3 separate regions of the Homo sapiens genome follow, and all the other regions are linked to region 2. Evidence: chromatin loops called from intact Hi-C (ENCODE). Cell type or tissue: heart left ventricle. All regions are shown on one strand. Region 1 overlaps EXOC6B (exocyst complex component 6B). Region 2 overlaps EXOC6B (exocyst complex component 6B). Region 3 overlaps EXOC6B (exocyst complex component 6B).

Evidence for each region. Peaks named below come from ENCODE experiments on the same cell type or tissue, not always from the same donor. Only the 100,000 strongest peaks of a DNase experiment are listed, where the experiment ranks them.
Region 1: a loop joins it to region 2, with 2.0 times the contacts of the local background. A loop is called at or near these places in 3 of 110 quality-filtered maps.
Region 3: a loop joins it to region 2, with 2.1 times the contacts of the local background. A loop is called at or near these places in 3 of 110 quality-filtered maps.

The regions. Positions count from the first base shown.
Region 1 is chr2:72,311,100-72,319,099 of GRCh38, reverse strand. The region is part of intron 20 of EXOC6B (exocyst complex component 6B); the gene reads left to right. Among named protein-coding and RNA genes, the nearest start is that of CYP26B1, 170 kb to the right of the region's middle. In heart left ventricle, no CTCF peak of the experiment used is centred here; no DNase peak of the experiment used is centred here.
Region 2 is chr2:72,201,721-72,209,720 of GRCh38, reverse strand. The region is part of intron 20 of EXOC6B (exocyst complex component 6B); the gene reads left to right. Among named protein-coding and RNA genes, the nearest start is that of CYP26B1, 58 kb to the right of the region's middle. In heart left ventricle, no CTCF peak of the experiment used is centred here; no DNase peak of the experiment used is centred here; H3K27ac peaks cover 2,330 bases.
Region 3 is chr2:72,331,308-72,339,307 of GRCh38, reverse strand. EXOC6B (exocyst complex component 6B) reads left to right here. Exons shown (of 22, transcript NM_015189.3): 20 at 4,288-4,361. Among named protein-coding and RNA genes, the nearest start is that of CYP26B1, 190 kb to the right of the region's middle. In heart left ventricle, no CTCF peak of the experiment used is centred here; no DNase peak of the experiment used is centred here.

The DNA of each region.
Region 1 (8,000 bases), 110 kb before region 2:
AAAGCCTTTTAATCTGAATTACTCCTTAATGTAAATTATTTATATAAGAGTTGTAAGCATTCTTATGGGTTTTAAATCTATTGCTGATTCTTAATGAAGGGTTATACCAATTTAAATTATTTCGGGAAGTATAATCATGCATCAGTTTTATAGAAGCCCAACCAACATAGGTTCTTATGATTTTAAGGTTTTTTTTTTTTTATTAACTTCATAGGTATTAGAGTGTACCTTTATTTCATATTCCACTTTTTATTGCTACACATAAAGTAGTATTAAATGGCCCATGAATCTCAGTAAGGATATGAATTTACTAGTGTCCATATTTTCAATTCTTAGTGCCCTATTCTCTGATGGAAGGTATTTTGCAATCTGATTTGATGCATATCTAATTTAACCTTACTGTATTACAATCAAATAAGAGAAGCAGAACTAACACTTCTAAAAAGTTACCTACTAGAGGTGGGTGGATTACTTGAGGTCAGGAGTTTGAGAACTGCCTGGACAACATGGTGAAACCCAGTTTCTACTAATAGTACAAAATTGGCCGGGCATGTGGTATGCACCTGTAGTCCCAGCTACTCGAGAGCCTGAGGCAGGAGAATTGCTTGAACCCAGGAGGCGGAGATTGCAGTGGGCCGAGATCGCACCATTGCACTCTAGCCTGGGCAACAGAGCCAGACTCTGTCTCAAAAAAAAAAAAATTAACAACTAGTAAAATACAGCATGTAATTAAGTGCCAAATGAGTAGCGTGAAAGCACTGTATGAGTTTGGAGGAGGGAAGTATTGCTGTGCCATTAGAAATGATGATTCTTGCCTTTTTTTGTTATTGATTTTACCATGGGTCAGTAGGAACTGATGTTGTTTCTTAGTTTTATTTCGGTTTTTAATTTTTTATAAAAGTATTCTGTGACCAAGACATTCGATAATCACTGTTCATAATGTCTCTGAAAACTATGGTCATCTGGAGAATTTAATCCCATGCTGATAATAAAAAGTGTTCAAACCTTTGCTTGTCTCCAGTGGTACTACAGAAAAGAGCCTTCTATTGGCCAGCAAAGTGAGGGTGTAACTTCTCTATTTTCTGGACCGTGTTAAAAAAGAAATATGCTCTAAAAACCTAATCTAAGGATTGTGGTGTTCATCTAAGCTAAACATCAGTCAGAGAGAGGTCTCCTAGATTCTTTCCAGAGCTTTGATGCTTTCAACCTAATCAAGGCAAGCAGCAGGCTCCTTATAGCAATATTATGGCCCTCTCATAAGCTACTATAGTAGTCTTTAGTATTTAGTGTCTTGGAACCACAAGAAACTAGGAGTGACAATGGAGAGGAAGTGGTTCTCAAAAGCTACTGGTACACCAAGGCTATGTTAAAAAGAATGATCTCAAACAATAGTAAATTGGCGGCATTATTAAAAGTGAATGTGTGTGATGAGGTAAGACAGATGTAATCATTCTTCTTGGTGTTTATACTGCTTATCATTCTTATCATTTGTCAATACAAGCAGTGTGTGTGTGTGTGTGTGTGTGTGTGTGTGTGTGTGATGTGTTCATACATGCTTCCCTGTGTTCTAAATCCATATGGTGTTCTTAATTATTTCTTCCCTTATAAACTCTGAGAGAAATAATTAAATGGGACAAGGTGGTTTTCTGTGTGTTTTTTCTGAGGTACCAGCATCTTCCTTCTGTCTTTCTGTGTGGCATATCTTTTTTCATTGCCTGCTTGATGAAATGATAGGGCATAGAGATGTTTAATTTAGTTAGAGGGAGGTATCGATAGGTTTTGGGGATGGGAAAGGGGCATGGGAGTGAATATGTTCATGGTTATTTCTGCAAAGTATGAAACTCTATTTTTTCTTACTTCTCTTGATCTGTTTTATGCCCTTGCTATTGATGACTTTTCTTTCTTTTCTTCCCTTCTGCCACCTACTATTTAAAAAAAAAAAACAAACCACAATTATCATGGTAGCATTTGCCTGCTTAAAAAGCCTAAGAGCTCTCTCTTGCCCATAAAACAAAAGATGAACCCCTAGCAAAGCAGGTCTGGTTCCAGCTAATCTTTCTAGTCTATTTCTGTCACTCTTCCCCATGTAAGCTTTCCCTAGACTACTCTTAACACCTCCTTGATCCCAAAGCTGGGTAAGCTTTAGGCTGCCTCTGCCTATCACAGAGTACTCTCTCTGTAGAGTGACAAATGCATTCTCTTCCTTCACAGCTTGGCTCAAATGTCATCTTCTTTATAAATCCTTCACAACCTCCTCAGGCAGATTTAATTGTCCCCCCTTTGGGTCCCTGACATTTTGTATGCCCCTTCATTACAAATGCTCTTGTAATTACTTGTTTAATCATCTGCTTTCACCATTAGCTTCTGAGTTCACTAAGGGCAGGAACCCTGTTTTATTTATCCATGAATTCCCCATCCCTCAGTGGGTAACATAGTTCCTATTTCATAATTGCTTGCTGAATGTATTGACTTAATATTGTTTTGTGGCATTTTAGAAGTAAATGGACCTAGATTGAATTTCTGAATAATATTTGTACTCAAACTCCCACAAATAGATTCATCATTTTCCTCCTACTCCTTGCTCTTCATTATCAGTTTACTTTAATCTTATTAAATGAATTGCAGAGGTCACAGCCCTGGAAAAGGCAAAACCAAATATGGGTAAAGTGGGTAAAGGGAACTTAGGTGGCAGTTCCTGGAACCTAGTACATGAGGACTTTCTCTAGTGAGAGCTACTGAAGGAGGGCTATCAAGGAAGTGCTCCATGCAGCTAGATGGTTCATGCCAGAGAGGAACATAACTCCTCATCTGATAAATCACTCTTACTGCTTCAACAGGAGATGACTTTTTAGACTAAATACTTGCTCATATTCTTCCAGTTCTGGTGAGCACCTGGGTTCAAGTGTCAGGTATTGCCTTTTTATTCCTATGGCAGCCATTTTTCTTAATGTAAATACATGCTTGGAGTTCATCCAGAATTTCATCCTTGTTATGTCTCTATAAGACATATATAGCCTACTTAACTGAGCTCCAAAATTATGCCAGAATAACAATCCAAACTCTACAACCAATTCAAGATGCTAAAATCTTTCTAGGAGTGACTTCTAAAGTAGTCTACAAATAATCCTTGCTGAAGTAGTGAGGAGTTTTGAGTAAGACTGATTAATGTGTTGAAAATATAACATAGCCTTATTCTGTATGCTAGAAATATAATTATCTTCATCAGTTATGATAATAGAACATTCTTAGTGTGCTATATTTTATTATACATTAAAATGTCCTAAAGGTAAGTTCCCGATTTCCCCATTGCCCCCATAAAAACCTATTCCTTTTACAGCTCTCTTCATCTCAATTAATGGCAATTCTACTTTTTCTTCTAGGACTAGAAACTATGGAGTCATCCTTGACTCTTTTTTCTCGCACATCACACGTCCAATCTGTCAGCAAATTATGTTTTCTCCCTCTTTAAAATATACCAGAAACCAACCACTTTTAACTATCATTTCTCTTCTCATGATTCAAATAATTAAGTATTCTCGCAATAGCTTTTTAACTGGTCTCCATGATTCTGCCTTTGCCCCTCTACAGGCCATAATCAGTAGGACAATAAAGGCATGAAAAAGTTAAAACAAGTCAGATCATATCATTCCTCTTCCTAAAATCCCACAGGAGCTTCCTGTTTCACACTAAGTAAAAACCAAAGTCCTTTTAATGGTCTATAAGATCCTATAGAACCTTCACACACACACACACACACACATACACCCTTTAACTCTGTGACTACTTTTTCCTCAGTTACTCTGTTCTCACTCTGATAGCCCCTTTATTGTTTCCTAGACATGCTGGGTACACTCCCATCTCAAGGCCTTTGCACTTGATATGACTTTTTCTGGAAGGCTCTTTTCCAGCTACCTGTTTTACTTGTTCCTTCATCTTGTTCAGGTCTTGATATTCAAGTCACTTAAAGTTCACTTAATTGAGACATTTCCCATTTAAGATTGCAACTTCCCTCTGACTACCTCTGCCACCTCCTTCCAAACCATAACCGAAGCAAAATTCTATTCTCTTCCCTCTTCATTTTTCTCTGAAGAATGTATCATCTTGTAGTATACTCTACATCTTACATATCTTGTTCTTCCCCCTAGTAAAAAATGATTTTCATAAGTGTAGGAATTTTGCACATTTTCTGAACAACTTTATTCTTAGTGCCTGGAACAATCCTTAATACATGGTAGGCCTTCAGTAAGGATTTGTTGAAGGAAAAAAGTGTAATCTCAACATGCTTGCCTTAGTTTTAAGTACTAAGTGGTTAATAAACTTTAGGCATGAATTGTTCTACAAAGCAAGCTACCGTACCATTAAAAGTAGGAATTTTAGAAAGAGTTTTTGATCATTGGTTTTAAAGTTTGTTGTACATATCGGATATAAACTCCATACCTTTCTATGAAGTAGAGACAGGATTTTCCTAAAAGTGTTCTTGGTTCTGGATTTCTTTGATTCACAATATAGATTGATACATACCTGCTGATAAATGTTCCTCCGTAACTTGTCACCCAGGATGATAATGATGATACATTTGGTACGGAGAGAAAAACTATGAGCCAGGTGCCAAAGTCTCTGTCACAACTGGCAGTGAGACTTAAGGAAAACCAGATTATCAAGAAATGCAAAATTGACTTGAAATGGTTCAAGTAACTTCATAGAACATGTTTGCAAGCAGTGTTTTGGTAAACTGAAAACTGACTCCAATTGGAAAAGTGTGTTGTGAATTTTAATATTGTTCAGGGTAGCCTCTTATTCCAGCAGAGTAGAGTAGAGTATAATGAGACATGGATAATTTAGTTGATAACCAGGCGATTGTGACAACCCAGGATAATAAGTGTCAGTATGCCAGGAAGAGACAGGGCAAAGTGATAGCAGGAATACAATATTTTGGATAACAATAATCATAACAAAGATAGTTAAATGGCACAGCCTTAAGTTAGGGTAATTATAATTCAGTAGTATATTCCGAGAGGTGGCAGAGAAATCTAAAGTAAGCTATTTAGGGCTAATTAGGCATCTTCTGTTACTTTCCTCATGCCCTTTTCTTTCATCCCCTTTCTCAATGTGGTTCTCAGTGTCCTGGAGGGTCTAGCCTGCTGAAATCTCCCACTGCTTTTACAGGGCATCTGGCAACAGCTCACTGTTCTCAAGTAGCACATTGCCTGGACAGGGATTATAGTATTTAATTGCTAAATCTATGACTGGCTAATTGCATAGATGCTTGGATTGGGAGGCCCAGATAGGACAACTGACTCCTCAAAATGTGATTTTTTTAAAAATTTCATTCTGGATAAGAATGTAAAAGCTGTAATTTTATGTTAGTTGTGTCCCATAATATGCTGGACAGCATAGGTTTCAGAGATTTCTTTATTCTGGCTCCTGCTTTTTGTGAGGTAATAGAGTTTTTAAAGTCTTGGCAAAAAGGCAGATGTGGCGGAGGTGAAGCCATTAACTTTTTTTCCTACTTTCTCTTTCCTATTTTCTTTCTCCAGAATCTAGTGGTAATTTTACATATACACACCCTTCTAAAATCTCTTATGCAGAGATAGTGAGTCTTGATTTGTATACTGTCTATGGTTTTCTAGGCATACTGGCCCCTGCACAAAATCAGCTCATTGCTTTTCATAAATCATCCCCTATATTTTTTGTTATATAAGTAATGAATTTTTTTAACTTTTATTTAAGTTCTAGGGTACATGTGCAGGATGTGCAGGTTTGTCAGATGGGTAAACATGTGTCATGGAGGTTTGTTGTACCAAATATTTCTTCACCCAGGAATTAAGTCTAGTATCCATTAGTTATTTTTCCTGATCCTTTCTCATCTCCCACCCGCCACCCTTCGTTAGGCCCCAATCTGTGTTGTTCCTCTCTGTGTTGTTCCTCTCTGTGTATCCATGTGTTACCCCTATTGTTTTTGAATGGTGTTCTTTATTGATTTTCTAATAGTGCTGAGGCTAAAATTTCTTACATTAGTAATGGTTAACATGGTTTCACTCATTTTTATCCCCCTCATCGAGACACCAGAATAAAGTGGCTGAGAAATCGGCATCAATTTAGCAATAATGGAGCCACCTTCTATGTATCACCTCAGAATTTGGAACATTAAAGAGGAGGTTAGAATGCTTGTGATACTGCCAGCATCTAGGTGATCTTGGGAATGTCTCTGCTTTGTATTTTTATTTCCCCAATGTAAAATGAAAAAATTAGGTTAGATAATCCTCATTTTCACTTTGTTTTTTGTTTTTTTTTTTTTTGGTTGTCGTTTTTGTTTGTTGTTGTTGTTGTTGTTGTTGTTTTTTGAGACAAAGTCTTGCTCTTGTTGCCCAGGCTGGAGTGCAATGGCGCGATCGCAGCTCACTGCAACCTCCGCCTCCTGGGTTCAAGCGATTCTCCTGCCTCAGCCTCCGAGTAGCTGGGATTATAGGCGCCCACCACCACACCCGGCTAATTTTTGTATTTCACTTTGATTTCTTATATCCTATGACTCTTAATCATCCTCACTAGCAATAGACTTGTCCTCTTTAAAGATGGTTTCACCCTTAACTTTTTATGTGTGCTTGCAAAAAAAATTCCTATATTTGAGTTTTAGAAGATGGCATTTATTTAGTAGGAGGCATTTTATCTTTCCTATTACTAATGATCCTCAGCTTATGACGCAGGATCCACCCAACTCTTTTAATTAATACTTTTCAATTCACATGTCTCTACCTCATAGAACTTAATTGACTCAGTTGGGGAAAAAAAAAAAAAAAGTATTGACAACAGGGGATGGCCCGCTTGGTTTCTCCTTTTGAAAATCTGAGGTAAGGACCTTGCCTGCCAGTAATGGAACCAACCATCTAGATGTTGCAAGCTTTCTCCAGCTACCTTGCTTTAGGAAGTTCTAGCAATGATCTATTATTCCATTGCCTGGAGCAAGATGTTCATGGGGAAAAGGTCTCTGAATGTTCAGCTAATTTAGCAGTTCATGGGCTGAGTGTTCTGAGGTATTTCGGGATATATGTCCAAAATTCAAATTTGTGTGGTCACTCCCCAAGTATCAGCACCGTTAAAGATGACAAGACCAGGAAGTAAAAGACTTGGCAAAAGAGCTTTAATAAAGTGAGGAAATCAATAAATCATGAACAGGACAAAACATAAGAATCTTCAAGATCATTGTCCCTTTAGATCTAGTCTAAGCCTATCCCCCTGCTCCTTCTCAGACTTTCTTTTGGGTCTTCTTTCCTCTATCCATCCCTTAATATTGTATTTCAGAGATTTATCTTCAGTCCTCTGTTCTTCATTTACTCTCTGTATTCTATCTGGCTGAAAATATACATCTGTTTGTGTGTGTGTGTGGCAGAATAATATCCTCCCTCCCCACAAGGTGTCAACATCTTAATCCCTAGGATGTGTGACTATGTTACCTTATAGGGTAAAAGAGATTTTGCAGATGTGATATTAAAGACCTTGAGATGGTAAGATTATCCTGATTATCTTGGTGGGTCCAATCTAATCCCGTAACTCCTTAAAAGCAGAAGAAAGAGGCAGAAAAAGTGGTTCAGAGAGATGAGGTAGAAGAAGAAGGGGGAAAGAGTTGAAGTGTGAGAGGAACTCCACCTACCCTGCTGGTTTTGAAGATGGAGGAAGGAGGCCATGACCCAAAGAGTACGGGTGGCCTCTATAAAGGCTGGGAATGATCCTCAACTGGCAGCCTGCAAGGAAATGGGGATCTCAATTCTACAACTGCAAGGAACTGAATTCTGCCAACAATCCACATGAGCAAGGAAACATATCTTATCCTGGAGCCTCCAGAAAGGAATGTAACCTTGCCAACACCTTAATTTTAGTTCAGTAACATCCGTATTATACTTCTAACCTGCAGAACTATGAGGTAATAAAATTCTCTTGCTTAAGCCACTAACTTTGTAGTACTATTATGGAAGCAATAGAACATTAATACAACATATATTCCC
Region 2 (8,000 bases):
AATGTAACAAAAGCCCAGTTTTTAAAGGAGCCATTTGTTTTTTTCTGCTATAAGCATAGGTCTGCACTGGGTGTTTGGCTGAAACACATGTAGTTTCTAATAGAATGAGATGCTCACACTTCCTATTAGCAGAGGAGGGTGCTAAGATAAAGAATTTTAGGGAAGTCTGAGCTTTGCTTCTTTAGAAACCTGAAAAAAAAATTTTTGGAGACAAGGTCTGGATCTGTTGCCCAGGCTGGAGTACAGTGGCACAATCTTGGCTCACTGCAATCTCTGCTTCCCGGGCTCGAGCCATCCTCCCACCTCAGCCTCAGAAACCTGAAAATTTAAGAAAGAAGATTTTATTGGAGCAGGATAGAAACAGCTAAGGGACTTTTACTTGTTCAGTCCTGGTAAATGCTCACAGTTAATGAAGGGAGAGACAACTAAGTAAGATTAAATATTTCTTTTTTCTTTTCTTTTCTTTTCTTTTCTTTTTTTTTTTTTTTTTTTTTTTTGAGACTGAGTTTTGCTGTTGTTGCCCAGGCTGGAGTGCAATGGCGCGATCTCAGCTCACCACAACCTCTGCCTCCCGGGTTCAAGCGATTCTCCTGTCTCAGCCTCCAGAATAGCTGGGATTACAGGCATGCGCCAACACACCAGGCTAGTTTTGTATTTTTAGTAGAGATGGGGTTTCTCCATGTTGGTCAGGCTGGTCTTGAACTCTTGACCTCAGGTGATCCACCCTCCTCAGCTTCCCAAAGTGCTGGGATTACAGGCATGAGCCACCGTGCCCAGCAAGATTAAATATTTCAAACTACTTATGGTAACAAGATTGTATCTGTAACTCCTTGCCTATGTATTCATTTGATGTAAGAGTTTCTAGAAAGTAGAGAGAAAAAGCTGTATTGTAAGGTTAAAATCCACAGAAAAGGAGTTTCTTAATGCTTAGTGACATTGGAAGATTTCTAGTAAGAGAATACAAGAGAGCTCTTTGGAACTGGTGTTTTTGAGGTAAAGGGTGCAGGTACCCTGGGTTTCATTCTGAGGCAGAGGGCTGGATCTTAGGTTCTAGAAAAGGGTTAAGATGAGACCTGAACTTAAAACAGAGCTCCCATTTGACCCAGCAATCCCTTTACTGGGTATATACCTAAAGGAAAATAAATCATTCTACCAAAAAGGCACACGCATTTGTTTGTTCATTGCCATGCTATTCACAATAGCAAAGACATGGAATCATCCTAGGTGCCCATCAGTAGTGGATTGGATAAAGAAAATGTGGTACATATACACCATGGAATACTATGCAACCATAAAAAGGAATTAAATTATGCCCTTTGCAGCAACATGGATGCAGCTAGAGGCCATACCCTAAGCAAATTAATGCAGGAACAGAAAGCCAAACACTGCATGTTCTCAATTATAAGTGGGAACAAAACATTGAGCTCACATGGGCATAAAGATGGGAACAACAGACACTGCAGACTACTAGATGGGGAAGGGAGGGAGGGAAACATGGGTGGAAAAGCTACCTATTGGGTACTGTGCTCACTACCTGGGTGATGGGATCTGTACCCCAAACCTCAGCATTGTGTAATATACCCACGTAACAAATCTGCACATATACCCCCTGTATCTAAAATAAAAACTGAAATTTTTTTTAAAAAGATGAAACCTGACATCCCTTTGGTTATTTTGTAATCTAATCATCACTCACTTGTCCCAGTTAGAGAGTATAAATTTGCATAGCCAATAAGTTAGGTGGTGTTTGAACCGAAAAATGAGAATATATTTGAAAACATTTTGTGAACTATAAAGCACTTTCTAAGTGCAAGTTAGCACTCTCCTTCTAAGGTGTTCCAGGGATTTTCAACTTGTTTTTATTATTTTCATTACATTTATATGATTTAGGAATAGGGCAAGGAAGCATGGTATTTTATGATAGAAAGGGATCATTGAGATGATAAACCTAAAGCTTGTTGTTTAGTGAGATAGTCCCTCTAGTGTTTTGACAAATGTACATCAAAACATCTAATACTTCCATTCAAAAACACTGTGATACCTGCTAATGGGAATGTAAATCGTTACACTATTCTGGAAAGCAGTTTATTGATGGATATCAAAAGCTTTGACCTAGAATTCTGCTTCCAGGAATTTACCATTATCATCCTTATCATCAATTATCACCATCATTGCTAACATTTGTTCAGCATTTACTCCATAAAAGGCACTGTCCTGAGTGCTTTTGCGTGAATTAACTATTTCAATATGCATGCCTACCTAATTATATATGTACTATTATCTGCATTATATAAATGATCAGACTGGATTATAGAGGTTAGATGATTTGCCCAAGTTCACAAAGCTGATGAGTTGCTATCTAGATCCAGAGTTGACACTTTTAACCACTGTGCTGTATTGTAACTCACACTATTCCCTAAGGAAACACTTGAAGAAATGTACAAAGATGTATATTCAAGTATTTTCATCAAGACATTGGGTAATGTAGAAAAAGATTGGGGAAAAATCTCAAAATACCCATCAATAAGGGATTTGTTCAAGTTAGTACGGTATATAGCTGTTAAAAATAGATTCTGTGAAGTCTTTAAAATTGGTTACATTTATCTATATGTATTTACATGTAAAAGATGTCTATTCTGAATTCGTGGGAAAAATCTGCTTTTGACAGTATCTATAATTTGCTCTATTTTGGTGAGAAAAAAAAGTGTTAAAGGCTAGATACCAAATTGTTGACAGTCATTATGCCTAGGGAATGAGGTTTATGGATGATGGTTTCCCATTATGCTTTTCTGAATTAAATAAGTTTTTTCTGAATTTTTTTTGCAAAAAGCATATGTTGTTTTTATAAAGAAATACACAATAAAACTACATTATCTTGAGGAAAAATACTAAAGAAGTAGAACTTATTCTACTTTCACACATTCACACATTTCACTCATTCTGTTCCAGCACATTCCACTAATGAACAACTCTCTTTATTATAAAGTGTATCCTTATTTAATACATCAAGAGCTTTTTGTTAGTCTCTGTGGAGTTTAGTCACAGTATGTTGAGGTTCTACTGTGTGTCCCTTGCTCAAAGAGTTGACATTCTATTCTGGGAGATATAAGCATAAAACACTTGGGTTTCTCTGTATATCAACATCTGGTTTACTGACATAATCAACAGTTCAACTGTGAGGCACAAACACTGGAAGAATAGAAAAATATGTGATATAGTGCTTCCTGTGCACCATGAACAATAGGTACAAATGGAGTTCAGAGAAGGGATAAATCTAAGGAACTGATAGTAGTGTTCAAGGAGGTTTCCTAAAGGAGATGGGTACTTAAGAAGGGTCTTGAAGGATGGTGGGAAAAGGAGGAGGACACTTTATTCAGTCTGCCTAGCATGAACTTTGGTAGATTTCCTTGATTCTATGTTTCTAAGATTTTACTCTCATATTTAAAGATGCATTGAATCAGATAGACCTGGTTTCCGATTCTGACTTCCTTGCTTAATAGCAGTGTGATTCTGAGCAGTTGCTTAAATTGTCCTGTGCCTCAATTACCTTATCGGTAAAATAGGCCTGAGAAATAGTATCTTCCTCTTAGAATCACACTAATTGAGACTGTACCAATAATGCATTTAATATATACCTGGCCCATCTGGCTTGCAATGAATGTACATTTTATTATCCTTTTTCCCCTGTGTTTCTACCCAATAGTCTCGTCTCTCACAGAACTCACACTGAGAGGCAGGAATCCATTCTGTTTCTTCTCCAAGTCCAGGCCAGAGTTTTGAACACAGGTTGCCCCTGGGGACCAGAGATTGACTTCAGAACTCCCACGCAAAACTTCAATATCCCCAATATTGCCCTGACACTGGCCATTTCACTTCCTGGCTCATCTCTGTGTGTCAGAGGCAATGCCTGAGAATTTCCACAGGCCTGTTTTTTGACTCCTGGCTGATTCTTAAAAGCAGCAAGAGATCTTGCTGAGAGTCAGAGCTAAGCTAAGCCATCAACCGCCTTCCTCATGTGGATGGACCCTGGACTTTGCTGCTTTTATGGGCAAGGCCTTGCCAACTATAGAAACAATGAGCCTCTTTAGCACCCCTGTCACTGCCATAGGGTAACCAGAGACAGAGCGACTCCTTTCCAAAGGTGGCTTTGCTGGCCAGCGCCTATCACCTCAGTCTGGGCTTCCTGACCACTTTTTACAATTGTTTTGGATTAAATAGAGCATTCCCTGGCCTTTTCTGGTTATAGAGGTCTCATTGTTTCATGGTCAGCACAGGCCTTTTGCAGGCGTATCTTGGCTTTGGAATCCTAGAGGGTTTAACAAATTTTACTTCAGTGGAATATCCTTTTTTTTTTTTCTACTTTAAGCATAAAATAGTGAATCATAGAAATAAATGTTCTTAGGTCATCTGGTCAGTCTCCTGGGTACAGCTACAGGGTGTTTCCTTTAGAACACGGTCTAGTCTTTATCCAGTCTCTGTTTAAATGTCCCAGATGTTGGGGCTTCCTCATCTCTCATAGCAGCTCAAAGAACAAAATGAACTGTGTTGTCTTGCAGCCTTCTTTCCCCTGCCTGCTGCTCTGTCAGTTGCCTCATGCCCTCTCTCTTCCATTCTCTCTCTCTCTGGCAAAAGTATTATTTCAGGGATACCCTTCATGAGAAGCCAGGAGCAAGGACCAGAGCAGGTTTGTGTTTCATCTGTAGACTTGCAGACTGTCTGGAAATGGGACCAGGAGCACCTCAGCTATTCCGTTGAGTTTTAGGCTTTGCAGGCTTCTAGAGCTTTAATTTCTCTCACATGGCCAAATTTCTTTCTCCTTCTTTCTGGGACACCTATGCAATGTTTTCTCTTTTGTTCAGAGCTGTGAAAAGGAACTGTTTGTTTGACTGTGTGTTTCCCTTTTTTAACTCCCCCCACCCCAAACCCATTGCCCTCTTCCTCTCCCAAAGAAGAAGAGGAAAGCAAGGCACAATAATACTTCTGTAAATTTATGGCCACTCTGTAATGTTTAATCACAGCTACGTGACTGGGGGCTTCAGAGCAGGCGTACAAGTTCAGCGCAAGGTGAATCTTGTCTGAGATAATCTGAAAGTTCATTCAGAGGTGAGGGCAGCAGCCTTTTGCAGACGGCTGAGGTTAACAGGAGGTCACCTGCTTTTTTTTTTTTCTTCTTCTGGTCTTCTCCCCTTTAATGTGTAAACAAAGAGAAAATGTAACTTCCAATGAACTTGGCATATGTTGTGCTCACGCTAATCTTGGCCTGGCCAACTGTAAACAGTCCAGTATCCTGTGGCTGAGCCTTTCCACCCATTCTCTGCCTTTTGGAGAATGTGAAGAAACAGCAACAGAAAGCAGAGACTAGAACCTTGTGGAGCCAGACCCCGGGACCCCAGAGAACCTCAAGGAGCCAGAGGGCGGGGAGCTCAGGGAGAGGTGTTTGCTCTGATACATTCAGGGCCTTGCCACAACGGTGGCCTCCTACAATACTTTCTCATAATTATCAGGCAGAACACATTTTTTTGAGATCCTTCTCTACTCTACCACACAGTGCTGAACACTAATAAGACAAAAATGGACAAGGCCTTAAGCTGCTCACAGGCTGAAAGGGGAGAGTGTCTATTATCTGACCTTAGAGATAGGAGGAAGAAGGACAGGGACTTTGCTGGTATCCAGAGAAAGCAGAAGACAGCATCAAGATAGAACTCCGTTGGAAGTTCCTTCCCATTGTAGGGCTATGCTATAGTTTCCAGCCCATTTGCAGAAAGGCCTCCAGGCCAGAGAATTCCAGAAGCTTAGAGATGCAGTGTATAATACCTTGAAGGCCCACAGCCTGAGCGTCAACAACTTACAGAAGAGCAGTGGCCACTTGATGATTTCTTACCAACTCTTATTTGCCATAATCTCAATATCTTGATGGTCCAGAGCCTCTGGGCCAGTACAGACATGCATGGGGGAAATACCTCTGTTGTACCTCAGCAGCCCTCTTGAGAATGTGGGAATACAATTCATTCTCCAATATCAGGAGCAGGAATAATTGCTTAGTGAATTCTTGGTGGTTAAGTATTAAATCTCGAACTAGCTTCTATAATCTCTTACTCATTTGAGGCTCATTCAGGGAATATAGACTTTTTATTCCTGTAGCCAATATAGGACCATTTTAGTTGTATGAATTGATAATGGAAGTCCAGTTGAGCAGCCAGAAAGACACAGCCTTTAGCTGTGAAATTCCCTTTGTACTGTGCTTAGTACCACTCTGTGACCAGCAAATAGAAATTCCCTTGACTATACTCGATGCTAAGTATATCACGCATACCATGGGCTCAGACATGTGTCAGGTAGAAGCACAGAAAAAGATCCTTGTTCTTAAAGAGCGTATAATCTCCCTGGGGAGACAAGACAAAAGAAATAATTCATAATTTAAGATAGGCTATGATACTACCAATTGAAATATTGTGCCTGGGACTGATTGAAAAGGACTTCTTAAGGTTCTCTTAGAATGGGAAGGATTTAGATAGGACAAAGAGAAAAGAAGAGGCATTGTAAATCAGAACAGCAAGTGTGAAGAAGTGAAGGCAGGAATAAGTTTGCCATCTTCATTGTCATTATCATCATCATCGCCAGTATTTGCTGAACGTTTGTGCCAGGCACTATGCTGAATACTCTACCAAGGCAAATATTATTTTCATTTTAGAGAGAGGTTAGTAATTTGCCCAAAGGCACAAAAGTAAGAAACGATGAACGTCGTGAACTGGCCGGCTCTTAGGCAGAATGGTCTGGATTTGCCTCACCACCCTCCTCAGTGTGACTTTCAGGATTCCTAAACTCCCTACCCTCTGTCCCCGGCTCAGTGCTATAAAATGTTTGTGAAATCCATAAAGGGGACAGGAGGTGGGAAAGTTTGGGGAATATTTAGCTGCTAAAGAGATCTTCAAGTCAGGAATGTGACTCGTCACTAGATGAGAAGGACTAGTCAAGGAGACTGGCTAAAACAAGGTGATTTTTCAGTGTCACCTTAGTATCTACTTCTGAATGATTTTCTTGTAGACATGGGAGAGATCTCAGGTAAAAAAAATAGGTTTTTTTCTCCCACAGCTTGCTCATGGTATAAACTGTGGGTGTTCCCCTTCAAATAATCACTGCTTATGATCTGGCCCTTGGTAAGGTCCTAGAGGGAACTCTGCTTCCACAGAACAAGCCATGTGGATAAATGCTAATCTGGAGAATACCTGTCTGTCCTGGGCTCACACAGAATATGGACATGATGGTTCTGGGGTTGGGAGAAGGGAATTGTAACTTGGATGAAAGCCAGGGGCTGCTGTCTATATTACATTGAAGCAAAAGTCAGAACAACTCCTGTTGTTTTAAAGTTCACAAAGGGCAGTTTTTAGTTGCTTTTTAAAAATCTCCTTGAATAATAAGGATACCCTGTGGTAATGGTGTTGTTAACTATAATAACAAGATGAAGTTTTCAAGTGCTTTCACTTACTGTGTCTCCTCTCATATCCTTATTCAAGAAATTGGAGCAGGTTTTTAAAAATTCACCTGATTGAGAAACTGCTGCACAACAAGCCATATATAGACCAGAAATGATAAATACATAGATCTAATGTTGGATCAAGGCTTCCTTGCCATCAGAGACTAAGACCTTATTGCTTAGCCACACAAGAAATTAGAAGATTAAGCTTGTCCATGTAGAATAAGGCAAGAAGTCTTTCCATCCTAGCATCTTTGAGAATGATACCAAGCTTTCCCACAACAAGGAGGTTTCTTTTTTCTCCTAGTATCTTCTTCCCATCCAACCCAAACACTGGTAGTGGGCACTTAGCTGAATTCAATAAATTCAGTAATTTATTGAAGTTCAAGGAAAATGTAAACTTGGACTCTCAATTCAATAACTTGCAACCTCACACAATAACTATGGAAGCAGAGCCTGTTCCTCTCTACCATCCTGGGTCAGCCTCAAATACTTTTGAAAATCTTATAGAGACTTGCTGATCCAT
Region 3 (8,000 bases), 130 kb before region 2:
GTATCCATTGGTTCTGCTTGGCCAAAATTGCATGTATTTCCCCTTTTTATTATGTCAAAGAAGGACAATTTTAATTAACAGCTCTAAAGAGAGGCTTCTTGTGTGTACATATAATCAATTTGTGGATGCATCAGCATATTACAAGAGTCTGGGAGCCTCTTGCCCCTCTCTCATGTGGTAGTTTTCCTCTTTTCTTTCTATCAAGCAGCATCTGAGAATTTGGGTTTACAGACCAATCCTAGTTGCCAATAATGCTAAATCTTGAACAAATTATATCTCTTGTTACTAGGGAAAGTACTGCAATATGAGCTTCACTACATAATGTGTATGTGTATGTGTATGTATGTGTATGTGTATGTGTATGTGTATGTGTATGTGTATGTGTATGTGTATGTGTGTGTTCTTCCATTTCCTTCTCTCAGGTTATAAAAGTGGTCTGTATTTATTTTCAAAGTTTATAAAATATAAAGAAGAAAAAAAAACACCCTCATAACCTTCCTGTCTGTAGCAGCCTTGGGTAACATTATGAAGTGAGTGCTTACTATCATGTTTTCTGTGCGTATTATATTTTATATAGTTGAAATTAGACCGTATACAAAGTCTCCTATATTTTAAAAAATATTCACATTTTCTAATGCTATTAACATTTTTTAATATATGTAAAAAGTTAATCATGTTTCCCAGGGCATACTGAGTCACAAAATTACAAAATACCTATTTTATACATTTATTAAATTTTTAAAACAATACTAATGAAAATTGCTATGCTGTAGCTAAAACACTAATACTTAATATCAATTTCCTTTAAATGAAGTAATTAAATAGTGCCTATAAATAAGTTTGCAATGCCAACTCACTAACTCATCACTGAGCCATAGCTGAATTTTTTCTTATGTTTTGTTCTTGATATAGAACAGTGTTTCTTAACCTTTTTTGAGCTACCAGCCCTCTGAGAATTCAGTGTACGCTATGAACCTTCTGTGCAGAGAAATTCATATTTACACTAAAAAACTAATTATAATGATACTCAATTATGCTAGGCACTCTGCCAACTGCTTTACATGTGTTATTCTGTTTAATCCTCATAGCAGCACTGTAAGGAATGCTGTATTATCCTCATTTTTGAGATAAAGATATTGAAGTGTAAAGAGGTTAAGTAAATTGTGTAAGCCCATAGAGCTACTAAGTGGAAAGCTGGGGCTCAAATTCTGATTTTTATTGCTCCAAAGTCCATCCCCTTAATCAATGTGCATGTAATTTTAGGGAGCTCATGAATTCCTAAAGCCTGTTTATTGATACTCAGATTAAGGACCCCTTATAATCCAGAGATTTTCATTGGCAGTGAAGAGTACATGTGCCCAATGAATCTTGCTATTTGTGTAACTTATTTAACTAAAACACAATATTGGTTGAACATCTACTATTTTGAGTGGATGTTTGGTTTTGTGAAATGGTCTTTATCCCTAAGGAGTTTGCTATCTATGTGGGAAGACAAGAATTATATACATAAAGCAATGAGAAAAAATACAAATATGAAGTTGAATATATAGTCATTAAACATTTCCATAAACTATATGTGAAAATTAATTTCTTTACTTTATCATACCTGATGCAACTGTCATTCTTTGATTCCTTGATTTATAAAAGGGGCAATCAAACTTAAAAGGCCATTATATCCTTTGGGAACCTGGAAGATTCAGTGTGTCATAAAAATGAGGTCCATAAAGTGACTCCGAAAACTAAATATGTATCACATCCAGATTCCTAAGTTGTTTCATCAGCTTAATCTATTAGCCCCAGGGAGCATGCCCAATAAGGAGATTCAAGAATGTGTAGCCAGCTCCCAAGCATTCAGGTGGGTGATTCTGTTGAGTTGGACATATATAGGATGGCAGAACATCTTGATAGTTGCTGCCATTTGACACAAGTAGGGTTTGAACTGACAGAGAAGTCTTCAGATGCTTCAAGTGATACAGCATAGACTTGAGTTATGCAATGCCAAGTGTGATAATCCAACATCCTTGGAAGAAACCATCAAGTATGGGAAGCTAATTTTAGCTGATCACCTAACAATCCAAGTAGTCAAAAAGAATAGCTGTGGCTGTAATTCAAAGAATTGCTATTAACAGGAGCATAGTATAGGAAAATTGTACATTTAACTCAAATAGCTCCTGTATACAAGGTTATCACAGATATTGGCTATTGTAGATATAAACAATGGATTATATCAAGCTTTTTATTAACATGGCCTTCATAAAATCTTCATACAGTTTTAGAATTTTACTTTTTTTTTTTTTTTTGAGACTGAGTTTCGTTCTTGTTGCCCAGGCTGGAGTGCAATAATGCAATCTTGGCTCACTGCAACCTCCACCTCCCAGGTACAAGTGATTCTCCTGTATCAGCCTCCCAAGTAGCTCAGATTACAGGCATGTGTCACCATGCCCAGCTAATTTGTTTGTATTTAGTAGAGACGGGATTTCACCACGTTAGTCAGGCTGGTCGCAAACTCCTGATCTCAGGTGATTCACTTGCCTCAGCCTCCCAAAGTGCTGGGATTACAGGCATGGGCCATCGCACCTGGCCAGAATTTTACTCTTTTAAAAAAGTGTTATCACTTGGGCAATATACGATAGAATTAATTTATATATGGCATTTGAATTTTCTTCTCAAAGCAAATAGAAACTTTAGTACTGCCAAGCATGCCATATAATTTATCTCATTAAAATGAAAAATGAGGCATTTTTAATTTTAAATGTCAAAATAAGAATTGTGTATATTGTTAATACATCTGTGCTATATTTTAATTAGTTTAATAAATTGCTTTAAATTTCATTTTGTATAATGTTCTCATAATTCCTGCAAACTAAGTTGTTAGCATAATTTTAAAAGTGGGGCAAGGGTTTTATGAAATGCTATGTCTGAGAAGCCCCCAAATGGAAAATATTTTTAAAGAACAGAAGTTCCTACCCTTGTTCAACAAATTACCATTTGGATCTATCCAGCCACTAGTTGTTGGAAGTAATTTTCTAGACATATATGCAAATATCTTGATAGATTTTATTGATTGCAAAAGAAGAATATGATACCAACTCTGTATAGTTTCTTAAATTCAGTACTGGATAGAAGCATAATTTGAAGGAAAACGTTCCTTTTCATATTTGCTTTGAACAGGCACTTGAGTTGTTTTTGAGGTAAATAGGAGATTGGCCACGGGCTTCATAGAAAGAATTGAATAATAGTATAACTGTCCAACTTTTGAATTTGGTGTGTGTGTGTATGTGTGTGTGTATAGGGAACTTAAGACCTTTTGATTTCATAATAAGCAGGGCTCAGGGACAATAAAATTTGACATTCTTAACTGTTACTAGTTTTTGTCCTTATATCCCTGTACAGCCATCTTCTTGTTAACGACATAGAAGCCAGAGTCATAAACTGAGCATGTACCCAAGGTGCCACTGTAAATTGCAAATAGTATTCATGTAATCTCTTCAGGCTAAGATTGAATTGGGGTAGAGAAAGGAGAAGAAAGAATTTTTGAGAGTGGAATGGAAGTAGAAGTCAAGGACAAAGAATACACTAGAAGGACAGACATGTGCAAATGTTCCCTAAGTTTTGCAGTGAGGTTTATTCAGATGGACCTTTTCATATCTGTAAATATTCCTTTGCTCAAAAGCCAAGTCATGGATTGGGATAGCCTCTGCTTCTGGGATGCGTGTGTGTGTGTGTGTGTGTGTGTGTGTGTGTGTGTGTGTGTGTGTGCAATAATGCAGTCATGAGATAATACAAATAATCAGTGAGGGAATAATTAATGATGTAGCAGGGAATATTTTTTGATAAATGCTTGGGGAATGAGGTGACAAGCGTGAAATTAGAAAATTCCTTCAGCGATCTAAAATATAAATAGCTTTTGGAACTGAAAAGAGTTTCACAGCTGAAGATTTTATTGTGTTGAGAGGAAAAACTTTTTTCTCTCCCCCACTCCCTCCTCCTTTGCAAGTTGTTTGTCCATTCACAAAACAAATACTCTGAAGCCCAGCGCAGCTCATGGGAATAAATTTCAGGTCGAATTAGTACAGTTTCCTTGCTGTCAGGATGCTGGAATTAATGGTGTTTTGATGACACGAATTTTGAAGGGCAAACAAAGAAGCTGAAGGGAGAGAGACATGACTCCTTAGAAGCTTGGTCCTCCTCTCCCCCAGCTTCTCTTGTCTTCCCTGTCATCCGTCTGCCAATCTCCCTGTCCATGGTTAGTTAAAGGCGCTTTTTATCCTCTTTTCTTTCCCACAGAGTTTGCCAGATCCGGCCCGGTGCCTGGGTTCCAGGAGGACACGCTGCAGTTGGCCTTCATCGACTTGAGACAAGTAAGTCTTTGTGTTTTTGTTTTTTGTTTTTCTTTTAAGATGTGTGACTGAAGACCATCAGGTCTTAAGGAAAAGGGGAAGGGAGGGGGATTGGCGTTGGCGATTCACATTGGAGACCTAAGGGTTTTCCCTGTATTTGAGGCCACCTCTTTTATTTAGCTATCTGGGATCCTTAGCTATGGTGGAGTTAAAGGTTTTGTGGGTAGAAGGGAAGGCGGGGGTGGGAGGAGGGACCCAGAGTAGAGGGACTCAAGTGACCCTCAAGTGATGCGACCCATTGTGCTGTTGTTGGCTTTTGCAGACATAGCAAAAAGATAACTCAGCAAACCAATGCTAAGCAGGTGCACTGATGCAGAGACTGCCTGCTTGGAGAAGTTTTGTTTGTAGATAATGTGGCCAGCAGCATTTAAGAAAAATGAAATATTTTACATTCTGGATTGTTGGTTGGTTTGTTGACTTTTTCCTGCTGCCTTAAGTCTTCCCGCCTCCTCCTTTGTAGAATGTTGTCAGCCATGGGTAACTAAGTGGTCGTTTTTGAAGATGATTAGAAAAGGCCTGGACCAGTGATGCTAACCCTATTAAAGTAATGTGATGAAAGCTGATACTTGGGCATACCTGAGCTTTGGGAAGCCCATTAGATAGAACCAGTCATTCTATAGGACTGTTTCTTGCAGATTGAACTGGGTGGGTTGGTAGGCCTTGGTGGTTTGGATATAGGGAACAGGGTGAGCGGGGGCCTAGTGAGGGAGAGAGTTAACTGGGCTCTGTCATCTCTTCACTCTTAAGATGGATGGGGTTGGATAGAAAGTGTGAATGAAGTAAGAATCAATGACTGATGCTTCTTTCCTATTAAAACAATCTTTTTTTTTTTTGTCTGTTTAAAAAAGGGGGCTGGCTTTGTTTCTCCTGCCATAATGATGCAGTGCCTCTTGTTTTCAGAGCTGACATAGTTTGCATTCTGAAAACTTTTAGATGCCCAGGGTATTTCTTAAAGCTGCAGGACCCCTTGTATCGGTAGTTCCTTACCACTGTGATTCGATTCATGCTGGAACAGCTTTTAACCCATAATGGATGGCCTGAGCTACCCCTGAATCCTTGTAGATGGGTGGTGTAATCTGTCATCTGATGACAATTCTGGAAAGCACTGTTAAGCAGAAAACAGAAAATTGTGTGTCTATAGACCTGCCAAAGTTTGAGGATTCAGGCTGTGTCCCAGAAACGTGTGTCAACTTAATATTTGGGGGCCAAGGTGGGGGTTCTCTTGCACATTAAGGATTCACCAGCATGATCACAAATGGAACAATCTCTTCCCACACTTAAGACCTTCCACCTGTAGATGTAGCAACTCAACTGAGACATTCAGGTTTTAATCCCTTGACTGATGTAAGATTGAAAGATTGGGATTTTGGTTTAGGGTTTGTGGAGTGATATCTGTTGGATTCCCTCCCACCCTCCTGTTTCTTCTCAGAAACTTCTAACCCAATTGGCTTTTCTTGGAAAGTAGAAATTGAATTTCACTGGAGAAACACAACCAAGGAAAAATGTTTCCATTCTCACTATTCATGAGAAGGAAGCATGGTTATTCTCTCTAGTTTGTGGTTTTGGTCCCTATGGAAAGGAACTAGTGTTCACAGAAAATGTTAACTAAGGGAGTAAGTTAGAAAGCACAGCCAAAATAAGGTGGATCAGAGTCGGGAATGAATGTGCAAGTACTTGTAAGCTCTCAGTGAGCACTGTCATTTATGCTTAAGTTCCTATTTTCTATTACATTTCTCTTCCCAGAGTTGCTTTTATAATGTTTTAATAGTAGAAACCCAAAATCCAAAATTTTACTGGTAATGAAAGAGTATGCCTCTTTCTATTCAATCTGTCACCTAATTTCTACTTATACCTGTCTCTACTGAAGCAGCTTAAAGGGATAATTTTTCTAACCTAGATTGTTTGAAAAACTTCTTTAGTTCTTGGTCTGTAGCTCATTATTAGTAGACCTCAGGTAGGTTGAGTGATTGTGAAAAAAATGATCTCTCCACATCCTGTGCTGAAAATATTTCTCTCTTTGCAGTTCATCTTAGTCATTCTCAGAACTTATTTAAAGTGAGCATCATTTTAAAAGGAGGCTTCTGAACTACAGAGATGTTCAAACTCTAAACAGAAAACCTGGGACTATGTTTTCTTAAATATTTAGGCTTCTAAAATAGAATTTTTGAATTTTGGGATTGGAGGCTAATCTCAAAAATTATGTAGTATAACATTTGGCTTTATACTTCAATCCCTGTACAGCACCCCAGACTTTGATTGAATATCTTCCTTGAGGAGGTTCCACTACCCTAAAGCAGCAAGTTCCACCTTAGGACAATATGATTACTAGAAAGATATTTCTTAAGTTGGCTAAAATCTGTCTCACTTAACCTTAACCCTTTAAATCTTTATATTTTTATTTGGGCATCCCCAATTAGAGGAATGGGCTTCCTACTCATCATTTATTGAGCTTCCTATTTGCTAGTATTTGAGTCTTTTTCACATGTCACATTGTTACCTATTTCTCATCTAGTCCTTACAGGGTTGATTTTATGGACCAAAACTGAATACTACTCTCACTGGTCGGTGTTTTTCTTTCAGACATATTATTAAGAACACAGATTTTTTTCATTACATAATGACCTATCTAAACCTATAACTGACCTCCTGAGTCAGTTATCTAGCTTAACTGAATTAATCATTATGTCCTTAATAAGCCAAAGATAAAAATATTAAATAGGAAGCCCAAGTTAAGGTAAATTATAGGGTACACACTCATGTAAGAAGAGGATCTGCCCCCAGTGCAGTGCAGCAAGGATATTCTTTTACCGTCATTGAGTGTATTTGCCTTGCTGTCTTATATGTGTATTCTGAGCATGCTTCCACAGTGTCTTGCTTTAGAGAGTTTCAGACAGTATCAATTTAATGAATAATTTTAAAGTATTCAAAATGTGGAATATTTGATGAAATCATCTTTGTATAGACTATAATAACGGTCATTTAAAAGTTATAGAATTTCATTAGGAAGCAAATTAGATGCGGATAGCAAAACTATTCATCCTTTTTTACTTGTCCTATTCTCACTTTTCTACTTCTTAAGAGAAAGAGAGAAATGACATTTTGAATATACAAGCTTTCAAGATATTTTACTTTTGTGTGGCACTTCAGAGTTAAAGTACAAATAAGTTAAACCTCATTTGTCAGATTTCTGAGTTTGGAAAACCTACTATTAATAATATCGTGAATTAGATAGTACAAATCAAAATCCCCTTCTTTAACACTTTGTGTTTTCTATCTTTATAAGTAGGATTGCAGTATGACTTCTCATGCAAAAATCAAATATATGTGTATATTTCCATCAAAATCCAAATTTGGGCTAATGCTGAATTTTGAGAAGGGTAGCTTAAAGGCTCATTTAATTAGCTATCTTGAAGTGGCATGTAAACACCAAGTGCTGACCTTTAATGGTTCATAATTGAGAATTATAATAAAGGACCAATAGTAGATTCTCAGTACTTACTTTATTCTTTAAACAGTGGCATGGCTTATATTTTTCTTCCATGGTTAAACATTAAGTAGATAATGCTGATCAACACTAGAATTTGATTTTCATTTCAGTTT